Linked DNA regions of Homo sapiens: region 1 is linked to region 2. The links are chromatin loops, found by intact Hi-C in ENCODE. Cell type or tissue: gastrocnemius medialis. All regions are shown on one strand. Links, peaks and the distances in the headings refer to the core of each region. The heading gives the core; the rest is flanking DNA.

Region 1 (10,152 bases), core at 784-8,783, 64 kb before region 2:
GAGCTGCCCAACATGTGCCCAGCTGCCTGGCTCTGCCCTGCCCTGCCCTGCCACTGAGGGTCCATCTTTAATGGCTCCTGGGCCCTGTGCAGGTAGAGCAATTTTGAAATCCTTGAAGTCAATCAGCCGCCTTCCAGGGAGTACCTCCTTCCCATGTGCATGGGAAATCGGCCCACCATGCAGGAGGCCCTCCACCGGACCCCAGCAGACGGTGCCTACGGACGCGCCAGCACACCTGCGTGTGTGCATGCATGCACATTCTCTAAGTCACTGCGTGAGGAGGGGACACTGAAGTCCCTCTGCCCACCTTCCTGATGGGCCAGCAGTGGCCTCCAGTGACCCTCTCTGAGTGCTGTGCCTCCAGTTGACAAAATGCTTTCACAGCCCTCATTTCCTCAAACGCTCCTCACCTGCTTTTATCCATATTTTATGAGGAAAGTGAAGCTTGTTGAAGGCAAGTGCCTGAGGTTACGGAGCTCCTGAGTGGTTGAGCTGAGACTCAGACCATGCCTCCAAGCCTCAGGCCCCAAGCCGCCAGGCAACCCCTGAAGCTCACACCCTCACCTTTGAGAGAACAGAGGACAGAGGACAGCGGTGGCCTGGATTCAGCCTGTCCAAGCCCCACCCAGCCCTGCCCAGCTGCTTGAGCCTGGGCGACTTCGCCTCATCTCACTCCCATGTTTAATAATGTGGACCCCAGGAGCTTGTTCTAGGATTCAAGAAAATCATGGGTGTGAGAGGGCTCTGCAAACCGGAAAGTGCAGTGCACAGGAACGAGGTCGCTGGGGGCCTAGTCAGGTCATTTCAGTTCTGTGAACCTCAGCACTGTCACCTGAAAATGGGGCTGGTGACACCCAATTTGTGGGGCTGTGGTGAGGACTGGGCAAGCTCAAAGAAGTGGGGCTCTGACATTGTGGTTAAGGTAATGACAACAGTTAGCTCCCCAGGAAGAAAACCACCTTGTCACAAATCAGGGTCAACCCTCCAGACACGAGCCACATGGCTGTTTTCTCTGTTGCCCTCCCAGCTGACAGACCTTGATGTTTTTCTCGGGTTCGAGGGGAGCATCTTCCTTTGGAGGAAGGGAGGGGCTGTCTGGGCAAGACTGACTGCCCTGGTGAGGAGAAACACTCTTCCTAGCATGGCCCCCTACCCTGACTGTAGATGCAGCTTGAGGATGAAAAGCTCGGTGCTGTGGCAACCACTCTGCAGCCATGAGGCAAAGATCAAAAGAAGCCTGGACTCTTGGATCCCAGGGAGCAGCTGATTTCTGAACTATGAAAAATGCCAGCCCCTGTTAGTTTAAGCTGCTGCTTGAGGGGTTTCTGTTATTTGAAACACAGTGCTTTCCTTGCAGATTCAAGGGAACAAGGGTATGAGCCCAACTGGAGCACAGGAGAGCCCAGGGGCATCTCCCTAGCTGTGTCCTAAAGCCCCTAGTTAATCCTTCCCTAGAAGGGAATGTCCCTTGCCATCAGCATAGGGACATTCAGCCCTAGCAGTGTGGATTTTAGTGGAAAGAATGGTGTGTCATTATTTGGGGGCCCTAGTATGTGCCAGAAGACAGGACACAAAGAGAAAGGGGCTCACAGTCTAGCCAGAGACACAGGCATTTAATCCAACACTGTGTAACATAGTGTCATGGGATGTAATATCACATCGCATCCTATGTCACATAGCATACCACCTAAAAATATAATATAATACAATGTAATGACATGAAATCTAATATATCACATAATAGAGTTTCATATTGTCTAACATTTTAACTCATTACTTTAAAAGCATATCACATGATGCTCTCCTGAATTAGACCAAAAGCATCCCTGTGCTACGACACCCTGAGGAAGGAGCTGGGGTTGGGGTCAGGGAGGGCTTTCAGGAGGAGCTGAGCCTTCCAGAATGAGCAGGAGTTAGCCAGGCAGACAGTGGAGAAGGGCATTCCAGGCAGAAGGGATGGCATGAGCACAGAGGCCAAAAATAGCCCCTTTGAGCAAGGAGTTCTGTGCTGCTGGGGTGTAAATTGGGACATAGGGAGTGACCGGCCAGGGCCAGGTCACTTGGGGGGCCTATCAGGTGTTCTATTGAGTCTGGCCTCATCCCTTGGCCTGTAGGGAGCCCCCTAGGCCTTAGGGGAGCTAAGTAGGGGATGGAGTGAGGCAGTCTGACCAGCTTTCAGCAGAGCAGCCAGGAGGGGCTCTGGTGGGGCTGACAGCCAGGGCAGCTAAGACAGGCGCCGGTGGCTGTGAATTCTGGGCAGAGGTGGCAAGATGTTAAAGGAGAGAATGGCTCCCGACTTCACCCTCTAGAAACACTTATCCTGGGAGCACAAGGAAGGTTTGTTGTTTCCCATGGAAACTGCTTTCTGGTCTGCTGGGGCAGGTAGAAAGGGCATGGCCTGTTTAAGGATGGGATGTGGGGAGCCAGGGCCTGCTGACACCCTGTCTGAGGCCTCGCACTGTGCCAGGTGCAGGGCTCAAGGCTGAGCAGTGGGCAGGGCAGCCCTGTCCTCCTCTTCCTCTTGTCCTCTGGAAGCCTCAGAGTTCAAAAGCAATTTCTGGTCACTAGGCTGACGCCATGCCATACCAGGGGCTGGGGACAGTGGTTCCTCTTCCTTCCTCGGGTCCTCCTTGCCTTTGGCCCCACGAAGACCAACTTCTTGGGCAGGAGACATGGGAGGGAGAGCAGATTTTGCAAAACAATATTACGTCCTTTATGCCACTAATCCATGAACAGACCCAGGAGCTGGTGGGGTAGCTTCATGATAACTAATCAGGGTCCTGAGGTTAAAACACTTGAGCACCCGGCCGCACGGCCCCCAAGGGAAGAGTAGGGACCAGCTCCAGCATCCAAACCAGATACCTGCCCCCAGAGGTCACTCAAGGAGAGAGGATCCCGTGGGCCTGCGCTGAGCCCTTCAGATGGTGAGACAAATGGCCCTAAAACTGTGATAAACATCAATATTTGGTCCTGCCAGAGCTGCCATCTCTCTAACTGGAAGTGGGAGGAAAGCTGAGAGGAGGGCAAGAGGAATGAGGTGCAGGAGCCTGTGTAAAGATGAAATGCAAAAAGCCCTCCAAAGCCCCAAATGTGAGGCTTTTGCAAAGCCGGCCACCCACAGCCGTGTCAATGACGGGCTTTTTCCACTGCTGGGGTGAGGGGCTGCTGGGGCTTCTGGATCTGGGGAGGCAGCCCATGGAAAATGGGTGCAAAGAACTGAGAAAGGAAAGGGGAAACTCCCAGTACCCTGCCACTGACCTGTGTCCCCCCATCACATCACCACTGTCTGACACATGGCAGCCCCAGGCCCAACTCAGCTCCTCCCTCAGTGTCCAGGGGCTGTGAGGAAAGCAGCCCAGCCTTGCCCTTCTCTCCTTTCCTCCCCAGGGCTGGCTTCCAGTTGCCGGCCCTGCCCCAGGACCCCACAGCCCCTGACAGGCCACCCAGTGACTGCTCCCAGGAGGTGCCCAGGTTCCAGGCAGACATATCCCAGAAGGCTTTGGCGGCAGCAGCCAGTTCTTAAAAAAGGCTTCATGTCATGCTGCAGTCAGCGGCAGAGCCGAGGCACCGGCGTATTTATGAATGTGATTGTCCTCCCAGAACATCTCCGTGAAGCTCTCTGATGAGCTGATGGGGGTCTCTGCATGGTGTCCGGTCTCCCAGACCCTCCCTCTGAGGAGACATTGTTCTCGTCTGTGTGCATGGGGTTTATTCAGGGTGACGGCGGAATGACTCTGCCATGGCGCTGCCTGTTTTGAGCCTCAACACTGAGATGCGCTCCCAAGCACCTTCTTGCTCCCATGTCCCCTCCAGCTGTTTTCTTAGGAAAATAGTCACTTTCAACCATCCCCAGTGACAACAGCCTTGAGAAAGAAAAGTTCCGCAGTGTCAGGAGCACTAATGAGGTGGCCTTCGGGCTCGCAGAGGAGGAAGAAAAGTCACAACTGATGTGAGAAGAGGAAGAAACAACATTAAAAGAAAACGGGAAAAAAATAAAAACCAGAGATAAAAAGTCAAGAGAAAACAGCGGCGCCTGAGAAACAAGAATTCCAGCCGCCAACTTTTACGGCGTCCAGTCCTGTTATTCATAAGCGAGTTTCCTCTCTCACAAAGAACCTTTTGCACGGTTTTCCCTGCTGCCTCCAAACCAGCTGCTCGCGCTGTTGTATCCTGAGTGATGATGAGGCTCTGAAAGGGTTTTTTGGGAACAGATGGCCAGGGGAGAGCTGGGGAATGTGCCAGCAGAGGGCCGGGCGGGCTGCCAAGGCCTGTGGTGACTGAGTGCTTGGGCTTCCAGCTCGCGTGCTTTCCCTGCCCTCTGCCCTCCGTGGCGCCAGCAGGCCTTCCCAGCGAGCGCTCGGAACATCTGGAGTCTGGGGCTGCCAGGAGGGGGGGCCGCGGCGGCCGGGCGGGGGACCCTCTGTTCCAGCGGAGCTCCCATGGACTCACCAGCAGGCCCGCCTCGCAGAACAGCTAATCAAAACCACAGCGCCCGAATGGGAACCAGGCGCGCTCCCAGCTGCAGCCAAAGGCCGCCAGGCGACTTAACCTGGTGTCAGTCCTCGCCGGCGGCACAAAGCTGGGGGTGCCCGCAGCTGATGACACCTCCCTGCCCAACCCACCCCTCGCTACCACCAGGGCCACCACCAGCAGGCTCTTGGCTCCCCACAGCTAAATGGAGCCTGCACTGCGCTGCAGCCGGGCTGCTTACATAAGAGCTGTTGCTCTGGGCAAGGGACGGCACCAGGCACTTGCTGGGGGCCTCCTGGGCACAGGCCACTGTGCTGGGCAGTGTGCGAGCTTCAGGCAGCGGGCTGGCCTCAGGACTGAAGAGCTCAGAACTCAGAACCAAAGAGATAAAACAGGTTGGAAACTGAGCTCTGCCACTTCCTGGCCATGTGGCCCCAGGCAAGTTACGCCCTTCTCCTGGCCTCAGTCTTCCATCTGTGCAATGAGGGAAGTGGTCCCAACTTTGGGGTTAGTATAACACGGGGTAGAGATAATGTGAGTGGGATGCCCATAAGGGGACACAATGGCACTCACCACATGGTTGATGTGCTTGGTGGTGGCAGTGGTCTGCTGCAGTGCCGATTAGCATTATTATATGACCACATGTTATGCATGTTTCTTGGTATGACTCCCTCTACTTTGACATCCGAGGATTTCTGGATGGGCTGCAGGCTGCACCCTATGCTAAGGGTGCAGGACCAGGGGTTTGAGCTGAAGTGCTAGAGGGGAAAGAATCTCTCACTCAGAAAGGTTGGTCCTTCCCCATCTGCCTTTTGGCTGGTCGGTCATTCATCCACCCTGGCACTGCCCTTTTCTGAGCTGTTCCTTCCCGGGGTTCCAATTAAGTTGTTACCTTGTAGCTATAAATTCATGAGATTTCCTCTCTGGCACTCACCGGGAACACCAGCCCTTTCTCATATGGGGTCTTGTTTAATCCTTTCAGCAAGGCAGCAAGGCAGATTTGTGTGCTTTCACTTTACAGATGAGAGGACTGGGGATCAGAGAGGTCAAATAACATGCCCAAGGCCACAGAGCGAGAGTGACAGTGCCAGGACTCAAATCCAGGTCTCCAGCCCCAGAACTCTGCACTTTGCCTACTTCACAGTTTTGCTGAGGGCCGCCATAGCGTGCGTTCCTGTGCCTTAAATGATAGCACTACAGAGCACCAGAAAGAACCACAGCGTTCTCTGGGGTTAGCCCCCACCCTACACAGACACCCCTTCTCCAGCGTCCCGAGAGCCACTGAGCCTCCACAGGGGCTTCCAGAGGGGAATCTTGGCTCAGAGGTGCCCCAGGGGGTTCTCTGCATTCCCCAGTGTGGTCAGTTAGGGCATCAGAGGGGACTTCCCACGTCTCAGAGACCTTCTGAGCAGGAAGAGCTGGTTTTTCTCCCTAGGTCAGAGATCCTGAGTTTTCATTCATTCTCAGTGTGTTGGGGAGAAGGGTGGGGTCTGGGAGCGCATGTTGAGGGTGGGGAGCAATTTGGAAAAAGAGAGAGGAGGAGGAAAGGGGCAGAGAGTGTGAAAAGAGGGAGGAAGCGGCACCCCAGCCTTTCCCTGCGCCTCGCCTCGAGACCACCCGGGGAACCTCAGAGGCACGGTCCACGTTCAGGGAAAGCCAGCTCAGCTCACCTGGGAGGCTCCCCAGCCAATGACCCCTCCAGCCCAGGCCCTGCCAGACTTGTGGCCTAACAGTGTCAAATGGGAGAAGAGAAACGGCAGCTGAGAGAACACTCCGTGTTAGAACAAACAGCTGGCGACAAACGTCTATGTAATTGGAATGCCAGAAAAAATAAATTGCATCCATTTTTATGGCTAGTTGGGAATTTGATGGTGGTTTCCCACCCACCCCCCTTTTCCCCAGCATAGATGGCCTCCTTGGGCTTTGAAAGCAGATGGTATTTAACTTAATAACTGGGCCGGGAGGGGGTTGGATATGTGAGCCACCAACCTCCCCTCAACCCCACTCCCATGTGAGAAGCAGGACAGGGAAGCAGTAGGAGCTGGGGGCACACACCTCTGTTAGTGGTTAGGTGATCTCAGGCAAGTTCCTTGGGCTCAGGGAGCCCCGGACTCACCATCTGTGCATCAGACAACACCAGTCCCCCACCTCAAGGGTTGGTGAGAGGAGCCCACGAGGTGATACCCGGGAAGCACCAAGCACATGCCTGGCACATGATCCACGCTCTCTGAACATCAGATGTCGCCAGTATTCTCAGGGCAAACCGCCCTGAGGTCCCAACAGTCTCTAGGAGCGACTTTCAAATCTCTGTGAAATGCCCTGAGAAGTAACACAGGGGTCAGTCATTAAAGCAGAAAGAGGATTTAGGTGGGCTTGGCAAGGGCCTTAGAAATCACTTATGACAGCTCCTCACTTTTCAGAGACAAGGCCTCAGCAGGGCTGACAATGTACATGGGAGGTAGGAACAAAGCTGGGACAGTGCCCCTTGGTGGGCACCCTAGGGGCCATAGGTGGAACTGAATCCAGGCAGGGTGCGGCTCTGGAGACTCCGCCTCCCACAGTCCACAGAAGGGGCTGGCACCCAGGGATCCTGTCCGAGGCCTGGGCTCAGCTATCCAGACAGAAGGGGGCCCCTCCTACACACCCTCAGCTCACACCAAACCCCCTTCACCCGACAAAATCCAATATGCCTTCATCTTGTCCCTGGCACCGAAGCTACGGGGTCTGCACCCAAGACGTTCTTCCAAAGCGGACCCAGGCCATACTAGGACCTGCCTCCTGTCCCCAGAAAGCAGCAAGGAAAAGAGGGAGGACACAGATCTCATGAAGCTGCACTGGCTTAATTGCCACCTCTGGCTTCAGATTACCCACAGGGCCAGGAGCAAACCTCCCAGCCCTGCAGACCCCGCCTTCCCAGCACTGGCACACGGCTGCAGGCACACCACCCGGGGGGGTCTAGCTTGCTGGCTAAGCCTCTGGTACAGCCCTCAACTCAGCACTTTCTGGTTCGTCTTGTCTCCCATGCAAAACCAGGGCCTTTGAGCAACTTGAGGGCAGGAACTTACTGGCCATTTATTGCCAGGGCTCAAAACATGCTATCAATTTGAGTAGCTGTTGTTGTAGTTAGTATTATACTACCTGATGGCTTAAAATCATTAGAAGACAATGCCCTGGTTTGTGCAAAATCAGTGCTTTCCTATTCCATAGATCTGGGGGTGGCCCACCCAGCCCAGGTGTGGAAGAACAGTTCTGCCTCCTCCTTGTCTTCCTCTTTCCCCTCCTCCTCCTCAGAAGCTCCCAGGAGTTGCTGCTTTAAAAACAGGAGCTGTGGAAAAGTGGCCCAGAGCCAGGTGCTTAACGTGCATTATCTCCGGCTGCAGCCGGAGTCAGAACTGAACTCCCCAGAGTCCTTCCAGGCCTCCCGCCCGTCTCTCTGCTGGGCGGCCTCTGACATGGGCCTCTGCACTACTGGGGCTTCCAAATGGGGCTCCAAATCCTCAAAGTCATGATCTGTGAGGCCCAGAAGGGGAGGATTCACTGGCCAAGGAATGCAGGTTCCCCACCCCCTGCCGAGGAGGGCTGAGATGGGCGGAAGGATGCACCTGGGCTTGGAGGGGGAGCTGAGTGCCCTTTAAATCTCATTCTTAATGCTGACCTGGACCCACAGTGCAGCTCCTCGGGGTGCGAGGGACCTCAGAGGACACTGAGCTCAACCTCCCAAGTGGGCATCTTGAAGGAGGGTCGCCCAGCCTCTTTTGGACACAGTAGCTCTGAGGGAAGCAGTCCCTGCATGGGACAGTTCAAATGGCCGCCAATCACACCAGCGATGACCACTGCCATCACAGCTGCTACAGCAGGCATCTGCTTGCGGCCTCACAGCCTTTGGTCCAGATTTTTGCTCCCAGGCTTCTGCAACCCTGCCTGACAGGCCTGTCAGCAGTCCTCTACCCTAAGGCTTTAAACCCCAGCTAACATGCAACTGAGTTGCCAGGAGGGTGACTGTGAAGCTATGGGCCACCATGCACCTTGTCAGGAATTCCTTTACCAGGCAGGCTTCCACAGCCACAGCACATGGAGCGGCAAGCGTGGCTCATTGGGGTAGGAAGGGCTGGGAAGCAAGTAGGCCTTAGGTGGTCATCTCATTTTCCAGAGAGGAACAGCAATGGACTCCAGCAACCCTGAGTGGTCGTGAGAGGGACAGTGGCCTGAAGTCAGGTGGAGGGGCCTCACAGAGAAACTACACACTCGTAATATCATTCAGACTCAAACTGGGCCCACGCTCCTGTCCCAGGGCCATCTCCAAGGTGACGCCAAGAGGCAAGCCCCAGGGTGGTGGCCCAGGGACTGTGTGCTAATCCAGACCCTGTGTGGTGGGGACTCCAACCCATGAACCCACCTCCTGACCCAGAGAGGGCAAAGCAGGTCTGGATGGAAGGCTCTAGTTCTCACCCCTCTCCTGCCCTCCTGTGCCCCTGCAGGACTCTGGGCAATCTCTCCAGCCCTCCTGGGTCCCCTCCACAGTCCACAGCTTCCTGATGGCCCCTGATGGCTAGAAATTTGTGTTAGAAGCAGAAATTCTTTGGTTTGCTTTTTCCTTTTTCTCACCCTAACCACTCCTGGTTCCCAAATCCTCTAGACCAAGAAGTGTTCAGTCGCTGCATGATGGTGGGGACTATGTGGTAAATTATTTTGTACCTGCACTGTGTCAGGTACATAGAGGGTACTCAATAGCTGTTCATGGAAGGGAAGGGAAGGAGAGGGGAGGGGAGGGGAAGAGGGAATACCAAGAAGCACTTTGAGATTCCCATCTCTTGCTTGGGGACCCCTACAGTAGTCACATGTCCTGTTGAGCGGGGGTAGACAACTGCTGAAGAGGGTGAACGGTGGGGAAGAGGGGCTCTTCCTCCCAGCACCTGTTATAAGTTCCTGGGCTTCCCCTGGCCCCTGCCTGGCTCCCAGGCTGTGGTGTGGCAGGACTGAGCGCTGTGAGCAGTGCATGCTCTCAGTCACCTCTTCCCAAAAACTCATAACCACGTGCAATCTACTGGTAGACCTTTGCAAGTCTTTTCACAGAAATAATCCTAGACATGAGGAAAGAATATTTGTTGGTTCAATTGTCCTGGGGGTTGATTCCCCAAACAGAATCTCTGTAAATGGAGGTGGGGCCTCAGGAGTCCCAGGCTGGGAGGCACAAAACGAAGAAAATAAAACCGGTGAGGTTCCAATTGCAACTCGAAAGCCAGGACACATCTAAAGATGGGCTCCTCATTCAATGCCATCTCAAGCCCCCCAAAAAAAGGGAAGGACAAGGGGCCCCAGGAGGCAGGGAAGTACCCTCCCCTGGGGCTTCAGGCCCCCTCGGTGTCAGGGCCCATGAGTCCACTCTGGGGCAGGACATCTGCCGAGGGGACCAGCTAAGGCCAGCTATGCTGGGCTTCAGTGTGGGGCCACACATCCCCACCAAGAGAGCGGATAAAGAGGGGAACAGTGTGAGCCAGACTCAGAGAGAAAGACAGGTAGACAGACAGATGGAGGGTGACAGCTAGCAATTATGACCGCAAAAGCATAGGTGCCCAGAAGCGGGACACAGGGGCCTGCCTGGAAGGGCTGCCTGGGAGCTCGAAGGCTCCAGCGACTCCAGGGGTCCTGAGCTGGAAAGGAATCTGGCTGCTTGAGATGCCC
Region 2 (10,152 bases), core at 1,343-9,342:
CTGAGATGCCAGTTCCCAGAGCCCACGGCCCAGGAAACAGAGCAAGCTCTGCCACATTGACTTCTATTGGCAATCTCCAAACATCTGAGCTCCTGTCATGGAGAAAAGGGGAATGACCTGTCAGCTGTTCCTAGGCCAGTGATTTGAAATCCTGGGTGCATATGGGAATCACCTGGCCAGTCCCACCCCCCCGAGATTCTGATTTCACTGGGGTGCGGTGGGGTCCAGGTTCACACACATATACACTTCTAGACTTTTTCCTTATGGCCTCTTTCTAGGCAGGACATTTCCATCTTGGCCATGAAAACTTTGTCACTCCTAAACCTCTCTGTTTCTCTTCTTGAGGTTACCTTGAGCTAAATGGCTTCCTAGAGAAGCCAGACTTTTTCACTGTATCAGTGGCAGTTGGGTTATAGATTATCTTCAGGGGAAATTTTAGTTTATAAAAGCCCAAACCAGTCGTCGTTATCTAGGAATGAACTGTACAGCTCGTGGGTGTGGGTCCTTGTGTTGTCCCTAATCCGACCCCACTCCTTCCGGCTCTCCCCTGAACTCCCTGCGAGCCCAGCTTCAGGAGGTCTCCGTGGCCCCATCCTCCACTTCTGGTTCCACCCAGTCTCCTGCCTCCCATATTTCCCTTTTTTCTTTAGGTTCCCTCTTTGGGACGCAAGAACTGCCCTTGCCCACAGCTGGAGGGGAAGTGGAGGGCCCCTGCGTTGTTCCTGTGGGCCTACCGCGCGGCCAAGCCCGCTAAACTAGGGGGCGAATCCCCGGCCAGTCTGGAACAATCACATTCTCTTTCTAGGATCTGGGGCTGAGACACAGGGTCTCTGGTTAGCTGGCTGCATGAGCTCTATATCCAGAAGATCACAAGGCTCAGGGCCTGGGGCTGAGGCACAGGGTCTCTGGTTAGCTGGCTGCATGAGCTCTATATCCAGAAGATCACAAGGCTCAGGGCCTGGGGCTGAGGCACAGGGTCTCTGGTTAGCTGGCTGCATGAGCTCTATATCCAGAAGATCACAAGGCTCAGGGCCTGGGGCTGAGGCACAGGGTCTCTGGTTAGCTGGCTGCATGAGCTCTATATCCAGAAGATCACAAGGCTCAGGGCCTGGGGCCACCATCTGAGGAAACACATTTTGAAACCATGAGCAGCAATGATCAGGCAGGGTCTGCAGGCGCACAGCGGAGACGGGCAACCAGACAGGCCGGAGAGAAGGTCTGAGACAGTGACTGACAGCCCAACTTTGTCCCCAAGGAATGTCCCCATTCTTGTCCTCCTGGAGGCTGGGCTCTGAATCCTGCCCTTGGGCTCTGTGACATCCTCACCCTCAGTCCCTCTAAAGCTAAGCCAGCATTCACAGATTCATGTCGCCTGCCACCAACCAACCCCTGGGAGAGTCTCCAATGCTCACCACTCTCATAGGCACAATTTCGGATCCTAAGTCTGGGCCCTTCTGGCTCCCATGAGATCCCCTGAGTCCCTTCCTTTCCGGCTCCCTCTCAGCTTCAGAAAGGGCTAGCACCCTCAGCCCCTGCGGTCTGTTCCCCTAGGAGTTAAAGGAGAGATGGCCTCTTCCCTCCTGCGGGTTTCCTCCCACCACTTCCAGAGAACCCAGAGTTCTGGCCGGCATCTCCGGCTCCGGTTCCCATGGCAGAGCCTCTTCAGCACCACCCCCGTCATCCTCCTTCTGGAAACATCTCGGGACACACTTCAGTGGAACACCCTTGAAAACAGAGTAAACAGTGGTTTCCTCACATTCCTGTCAGCCTTTGTTTTTCGAGACTGAAGAGTCTAAACTGGAGAGTCCCCCACGCCGCCCTCCCCGCACTCCTTGGCACTGGCCTTGACCTTTGCTGGTTGTGGGTTGGGGAGCGGTCAGGGTTGCTGGGCTTGTACAGCAGTTTGAGGTCGCCTGTTAGGATCTCATGTCCTCCTCCATGGTCCCCACTTGACCCCACTCTGGCCCTGGGGGAGAATCAACGTCAAGTGACAAAGCCAGAAAACTCAACAGAGGCAGAGTGGCCACCTCCCAACCACTGCACTGCCCTGCCCTGCCTCCTCCTGCCGCAGCCCAGACAGCCTCCCAGGGCGTCTCCTGCAGCTGTGCCCCGACTGTCCCAGCCCTGGTAGGGCCGAGGGACCTGGCTTCTCTTCTAGGATGTGGTGTGGGCCTCAGGGGAGAGCTAGAACAATGCTGGGCCCCTTATCAACAGCTAATCCCATCCTGGTCAGCTCCTGGACTTCCCTTCTCAGAAACACCAACTCTTATTTTAACACATGGTGTGTTCGCTTCTGAGTCACCTAAGCCCTAATTGTGTGTGGACAGAGCAGTGGCAAGCCCTCCCTAATGCCGTGGCCACACTCTTCCAGGGAACAAAGAGCTAACACCTTCAAGTCCACCAGGAATGGGCCTGGCTTCCTTCTGCTCTTGTCACAAGCCCTGGGTGCCATAACGTGAAGGCACTGGAAGCAGAGACGCTGGAAATCATCAAATCCTACCCCTCACTCACAGCTGAGTTCACCGAAGCCTAAAGAGGGCCCGGCCTTGCTCAAAGTCACACAGCAAGGTCAGGACTCCTGGTCCAGGCCATTGCTTCTGAGACACACACCTTTCAGAGGTGTGTGTGTGAGGAGGCAGGAGGAAAACCCCAGGAAGTTTGCTTTTGTTGGAGTTTATTTCTATTTCAGTTTCCATTCTGTACTTGCCCAGAGGGGTGTTTGTCCTACCTCGGGGCTCAGCTCAGCAGCAGGAGGGGTTTCAGGCACCTCAGTCATCAGGATTATCTCTACCCAGAAGCAGACTATCAGGAACTCCCGTGTCAGAACCTCCAAGTGTCCCAAAGCGTGGCACTTCCAAGAGAAAGTGCTAAGTGGCTAGATAAATGGCTAATAACAAGAGTTGGTATGGTGTGGGGTGGTGGGGGGACCCCAGGCGCTGGCCCCATCCAGGGACATCTACAGCCCTGGAAACTGAGAACTGGGTCCAAAATGGCCTCCCACAGGCCCCAGGTGGTGCTTTACCACCACTCTGTTCCGAGAGTCTCTGAGAAGGATTTCTATCAAAGCCAAAAGGGGTTGAGGCTAATCCCCAACTCACCTTGCATGTGTCCCATGACTCAGCCCACTGCCCCATGTGCATTCTCATTCATCAGAAGGTGGGCTCCAGAGGCAGTCTGCGTGGGGTCAGAGCCCAGCTCCGCTACTTACGGGCCATGTAGAGAAGCGAGAGAGCCTAAGCGATGCACTCACTCTGTAAATGTGTGCAGTAACAGACCCTTCCTCCCAGGGATGGTTTAAGCATTGAAGCATTTGGAACAGTGCCTGGCATGTGATAGCTTAGATATCATCATCATCATCATCATTATCATCAATCATCATCACTATTATTATTTCAAGCACTCAACAGATACAATCTGCTTCCTCTGGATCCCTAAGTATATCCCTTAAGGGCCAGCATTGTGGAAGCAGGAAATGCTAAGTCCTGTGATCCTCAGGACCACGCCGGGTGCAGCTTTGGGGATCGCTATAAGATAGACATAAGCCAGCAGCTATGATCAGAACATTCCAGAACAGGAACAGAGGGTTTAGACAGTCTACTGTGTTCTACGATTCAGCCAAAACATCAAATGAGCATTTGCTGTGTGTGTGTTGCTCAACATTTGCCCAAACACTTCCCTTCTTTCTACTTCTGTGTCATGCTAAAGGTAGAAGGCAGACAGAAGTTTTCATTTGATAAAGAGACTGAAAACAAGAGAATTTGAGCTCTGGCCCCAGAGAGTTCCTAGCTTTTGATAATCTAATATCTGACACACTTTGTCATGTCTTTTTAAAGGATTTTTACTTACATATTTTTTATTGTAAGCTTGTTTTAGTTTTTAGCTTTGAAATAATATTAGACTTTGAAAACACTGCAAAAGTGGTACAAAGAATACTATATACCCTTCACCCAGCTTTCCAAAAAAAGCTGCACCACTGCACCGTATAATTATCCTAATTCTCACAACCAGGATAGGAACACTGATACAATACTGTGAACTGATCTCCAGACTTTATTCAAACTTTGTCAACTGTCCCACAAATGTTCTTTTTCTGTTCCAGGATCCTGCATTGCACTGAGTTGTCTCATTCAATCTGGGACAGCTTCCTCAGTCTTTGTCTTTCATGATGGTGCCACTTTTGAAGAGTGGTGGCCAATTATTTTGTAGAATGTTCCTCACTTTGGGTGTGTATAGTGTTTACTCATTATTAGATTGTAGTTACGCATTTTTGGCAAGAACACCACAGAAGGGACAGTGAGTCCTTCTCAGTACATCACAGCAGGAGGCACAGGATGCTGGTACATCTTGTTCCTGGTGATCTTAACTTTGATCACTTGGAAAAGGTGGTACCTACCAGACTGGTCCACTGCACAGTTATTATGCTATTGTTCCCTTTGCAATTAATAAGTCTCTTGTGAAGAGGCTTTGAGACTATATAAATATTTTGTTTCTCATCACATTTGCAGCCATTAACTTCAGTGTTCATTGATGGTTCTTGCCGGCCACAGAATCATCTATGAACACTGAAGTTAATGGCTGATATATATACCTAATATATATACCTATAACACATATATATAGTAGATAAACTGTTATAGTTATATATGTATGTGTATGTATATATAGTTATATCTATAACTATAACTGTTTTTATATCTACCTAATATATATACCTATAACAGTTTCTATATCTACCTACGTATATAAACCATCCATTCACACCAATTCCTCTGATTCTAATCCAGCTCCATAGGGGGTATTCTAACCTTCCCCCTTTCCATATTTGTTATGCTTTTTCAACAGTGAAAAACCTGGTTCTCACTCTCTGCCACATATTTACTTATTTGATTAATTGTGGAATGCACTTGAGATAGTTTCAGGATTTTGGATGCCTTTTTTATGTTTGTGTAATTTTAGTCAATAAATGTTGTTAAGGTTAAAGGTGAAGCAAGACAGACTTGGTTAAGTGTGTAAACTCTGGAAGTTGGAAGTTATTTAATCTTTCTGAGTCTCACCTTCCTTATCTGCAAAATAGGAATAATAACAATGTGTAGCTCATAGGAGTGCAGTGAGGATTGAGGGAACGTACGTAAAGTGTTTAGCACATAGGAAACCCTAAATAAATGGTACACATTTTTATGAGCTATTGTTTAGGAAATAAAGTGAAATTTTCTATGAGTACCCAATTGTTTTAATAAAAAGTTGACCCATATATCAGTTGATGTGAGGGAAACAAGAAAGAGGTTGGAAGCGCTGAAGCTTTCCATACAATTTCTCTTTCCACATAGTTATGTGCCACACAATGACGTTTCAGTCAAAGATGGACTACATATATGACAGTGGTTTCATAAGATTATGATACCATATTTTTACTGTACCTTTTCTATGTTTAGATATGTTTAGACACAAATACTTACTAGCATGTTACAATTGCCTAGGGTATCAGTACAGTAACACCCTGTAGGGGGTTGTAGCCTCAGTGAAATAGGCTATACCATATAGCCTAGGTGTGAAGTAGACTATACCATCTAGGTTTGTGTGATACTATCTAGGCTTGTGTGAGTACACTCTATGATGTTTGCACAACGATGAAATCACCTAAAGACGCGTTTCTCAGACCGTATCTGTATTTCTGTGGTTAAGTGATTCGTGACTTTACGCAGTTGTAGAAGCTGATCATTTTCCTCCACTAGGTGGCAGCATATGTGTCGTTGCCTTTAAGGCGGGTTCCTTATGAGACGACCCAAGCATGTTGGAGAAAGAAAACAACTTCGGAATTAGGATCCTCATACAAAATGTGAGAAATAATCCACAACTTTAAAAAAAGAAAAGAAATGCCCCATCCCTAAGCACACTTTTGAAATACCCACAGTGAATTCAAGCAAATCTGCCCAAACCTGGTCCAGGCCGCAGGACACCTGCTCCTGGTGGGTGGGTCTCAGGTCCCCCAGGACTTGGAATGTCATCCCTGGGGTGGAGGGTGGACAGAGCTTATTGAGGTCCCAAGCCAGGCAAGGAGCTGGGCAGGTTCTCGGGCTCTGCCCCTTCACACTCAGATCTCCCCGACCCAGGGCCTGGTGGGGCTTACAAAGACGCACAAAGTCATGCGTGCAGGCTCTCTATCTGGGGCTGGAGAAGCAAGAGGCTCCATTTGAAGCAAGAAACAGAGACCCACTCAACATGGCTAAAAAGGGGGGTGAGAGGGGGGCAATGGGGCCCCACTGTGGGACCTTGTGTCCATCTAACCACAGAATAAGAGGCTCAGACACAGGAAATCAAGATGACGGCAGTCACTTCCCCTGTTAGTGTCCTCATACTACCAGTCCTGCTCCCATGAGTGGCAGGAGAGGGCAAGAGGCACCCACGGGGGGCGTGCTGGAAGTCTGTTGCAAGAACCCCAGGGTTTTCGGCCTGAGCAAGGGGAAAGCATATCTCACTTAGGTCACCATTTTTCTACGGGTAAATCTCCATCCAGTTCCTGATTCTGTCAGAGACATCTCTTCCTATTTGGAAGTACCACAGTGACAGTACCCACCTGCCAGCACAAGCTGTGCTGGGAATTTGGCACTGCCTATTCCTCTGCCTATCTTCTTTTGGAGAATTATCTGGCACCTACTTTGTACAGTCTTGGTGGAGAGTAAACCCAGCATCCGCCATCCCATTCCTAAGACAAAAGGGTCTTCCAGGTGCCCTGCCGCTGCCTGACTTTCCTCTCGCCATCTTACAGCAACCAAAGGCAGGCATGAGAACTAAGCTTGGACTTGCTTTCCTAGGAATGTGACTATGGAGTAAGAAACACAAGGACAGAAGGAGTGGTGGAAGCTCATTCATCCCAGTAATGGCACCTAGGCAAGACTGTGGAACCGTCCCTGCTTCCAAAACCATCTGAGCTGCCTGGCCCCTGTCTGTTTAAGCTCTGTTCTAGTCCTTCCCTTCCATCCTGTGGCAGCCATGGCCGCCCTGTCACTTCCCTTGTCTTAATTTAGGCTGAGTCCATTTCTGCTTCTTATCATCAATGAGCCTGGCCTTATACGAGCTCATCCTGAGGAAGAAAGAATTCCTATTTCCCCTTCCGAGGGAAGACCAAGGTGGAGCCTAAAGAAAAAATATGACCTTCCTACCCTGAGGGAATAAACTTGCTATGATTCTTAGCCGAAAAGAAGTCTACATAATTTGCTAGGCCTAACCAACAGCCAGTTGGTAACTTCTAAGCAGAACATGGAAAACCTGAGTGTGCTTGGCAGAAAGTTAGGACACCTGTTATGAAAAGGGAAGAGAGGAGTGGAATTTCAAGTGGTTACTCAACTCACCCACTCTCTATTGCATCACTCCTCAGACTTGTGCTGGGAACATTGCAGGGTCAAGCCCATTGCCTCACAGGATGAAGGAAATGGTCAACACTGTCAGGGACTTGGTTTTCCTCCCCCCAGCCATTTCCAGTCCTGTGCAGAGCATTCTGGTCCTGCTATTCCTCAAGGATATGTGCCCAGATTATTTACCCCAAGTTACAAGGGAGCTCAGGCCTCCATTCTTTGGAGAAAGGTGGATTTGTGTGGTGGTTCACAGCTAAGACTGCCTGGATTCAAATCCCAAATCTGCCAAGGCAATTATGGGGACTGAGCCCCCAACCTGTGGGATCTGACACTGTCTCCAGATAAATAGCGTCAGAATTGAGTTGGAGGACACCTAGCTGGTGTCCACTGCGGAACTGACTGCTTGCTTGCTGGTGGGGAGAAACAGCCACGTATTTAGGAGTCAGAGAAGTCTTCTGTGTTGATTGTTGTTGTGTTGGTGTAAGAGCAGAGGAAAAACATGGTTTGTTTTTCCATAAAAGGCATTGTTGAAAACAACAGAGCAATCAGCCAGGAATTAGCGTAGTTTAACGGATAGCTGTGGTCAGAGAAAGAAATAGATAAGAGAGCCCCGCCAAAACCACTGTCATTACAGGATGACTGTGGGTACACTCAAGGCAACGCTCCTTAAGGTGCAACATCAGAGGCTTCACACTGTGGCAGGTGGGGGAATTCACTAAAATAATCCAACCAGTCACCAAACAACAAAACAAGTAAATAACAGTATCAAGCTTGGGTAGGGGCAGGGGGATGACCGGTAGCCAGATATGTGACAATATATTGTCTAAAAAGCCCAGTTTCCCAGAGAAACTTAAGAGCTATAAAAAGAAATAAAAGAGTGATCCATACACACACACACAAAAAAAAAACAGGAACAGAAACTGCCTGTGAAAGCAACCAGATATCAGATTTAACAAAGATTTCCTAGCAACCATTATAAATATGTTCAGAAATAACTAAAGAAAACTGTGATTGAAGAAGTAAAGAAAGATATGATGATAATGTCTCATCAAATAGAAATATTAATACAGAGATAGAATTATTCTTAAAAAGAACCAAATGGAAATTCTGGAGTTGAAAAGTACAATAACTAGTGGGGCACGGTGCCTCACACTTGTAATCCCAGCACACTGGGAGGTCGAGGCAGTCAGATCACCTGAGGTCAGGAGTTCGAGACCAGCCTGGCCAACATGGCAAAACCCCATCTCTACTAAAAATACAAAAATTAGGCTTGGTGGTACGCGCCTGTAATCTCAGCTACTCGGGAGGCTGAGGCAGGAGAATTGCTTGAACCCAGGAAGCAGAGGTTGCAGTGAGCCAAACTTGCGCCACTGCACTCCAGCCTGGGCAACCAGAGCAAAACTCCATCTCAAAAAAAAAAAAAAAGAAGAAGAAGAAAAGTACAATTACTAAAATGAAAAATTCACTAGTGGAGCTCAACAGTAAATCTGAACAATCAGAAGAAAGAATTAGCCAACTTGAAGATATTAATAAATCAATAGAGATTATGCAATCCAAAGAACAGAGAGAAAATAGAATGAAGAAAAATAAACAGAGCCTCAGAGGACTGGTACACCATAAGCACGCCAACATATGCAGAACAGAATACAGAAGAGAAGGAGACAAAGAACAAAACAGAAAAAAATAGTTGAAGAAATAATGGCTGAAAATGTCACGAATTTATTGAAAAACAATCTACATACCCAGGAAGCTCAATAAACTCTAAATAGGATACATGCAAAGAGATCCACAAATAAATATATCACATTAGAAATGCTGAAAGCCGCCGGGCCTAGTGGCTCACGCCTGTAATCCCAGCACTTTGGGAGTTCAAGGTGGGTGGATCACCTGAGGTTAAGAGTTTGAGACCAGCCTGGCCAACATGATGAAACCTCGTCTCTACTAAAAATACAAAAAATAATTAGCTGGGCATAATGGTGGGGGCCTGTAATCCCAGCTACTTGGGAGGCTGAGGCAGGAGAATCGGTTGAACCCAGGAGGTGGAGGTTGCAGTGAGCTGAGATGGTGCCACTGCACTCCAGCCTGGGTGACTGAGCAAGACTCTGTTGAAGGAAGGAAGGAAGGAAGAAAGGAAGGAAGAAAGGAAGGAAGGAAGGAAGGAAGGAAGGTGGGAGGGAGGGAGGGAGGGAGGGAAGGAAGGAAAGAAAGAAAGAAAAGGAAGGAAGGAAGGAAAGGAAGAAGGAAGGGGAGAAAGAAAGAGAGAGAGACAGAAAGAAAAGCTGAAAGCCAAATACAGGGAGAAAATCTTGACAGCAGCAAAAGAAAAACAATTCATCACTTACAAGGGAACCCCCAATTATTAACAGGTGCCTCCTCATCAGAAACAGTGGAGTGCAGATGAGTCCAGATAGCAGTGGGGAAACACACCTCCAGGATAGACTATGTGGTAGCCCATAAAACAAACGTCAATAAATTAAAAAGGATAGAAAGAATACAAAATATGTTCCCTGACCACAACAGAATAAAACTAATAATCAGTAACAGAAACAAATTTGGGGAACTCACAAATATGTGAAAATTAAACAACACACTCCTAAATAACCAATGGATTAAAGGAAAAATCAAGAGGGAAATTAGAAAATACCTTGAGGTGAAAGAAAATGAAACCACAGCACACCAAAACTTACGGGTTGTAGCTTAAGCTGTGCCAAAAGGGAAATTTGTAGCTGTAAATGCCTATAATGAAAAAGAGGAAGATTTGAAATCTTCGTCTCAGAAATCCCATTTTAAGACAATGGAA

The links. A loop is a pair of places that touch in the nucleus more often than their neighbours do. Peaks named below come from ENCODE experiments on the same cell type or tissue, not always from the same donor. Only the 100,000 strongest peaks of a DNase experiment are listed, where the experiment ranks them.
Region 1: a loop joins it to region 2, with 3 times the contacts of the local background. A loop is called at or near these places in 2 of 110 quality-filtered maps.

Annotation. Positions count from the first base shown.
Region 1 is chr2:85,766,654-85,776,805 of GRCh38, reverse strand. All of the region lies in intron 2 of ATOH8 (atonal bHLH transcription factor 8), which reads right to left. Among named protein-coding and RNA genes, the nearest start is that of MIR6071, 12 kb to the left of the region's middle. RefSeq lists enhancers at 1-70, 71-571, 2,924-6,462, 10,074-10,152 and a silencer at 6,806-7,100. In gastrocnemius medialis, for the core only: CTCF peaks have their summits at 4,250 (motif pointing right) and 4,456; DNase peaks (open chromatin) are centred at 1,985, 2,489, 3,510 and 4,225; H3K4me3 peaks cover 3,746 bases; H3K27ac peaks cover 7,698 bases.
Region 2 is chr2:85,702,988-85,713,139 of GRCh38, reverse strand. No RefSeq gene overlaps it. Among named protein-coding and RNA genes, the nearest start is that of GNLY, 14 kb to the right of the region's middle. RefSeq lists enhancers at 1,442-1,942, 1,943-2,443, 7,679-8,180. In gastrocnemius medialis, for the core only: a CTCF peak has its summit at 5,733 (motif pointing right); DNase peaks (open chromatin) are centred at 4,309, 5,759, 6,389, 7,369 and 2 weaker places; H3K4me3 peaks cover 267 bases; H3K27ac peaks cover 7,917 bases.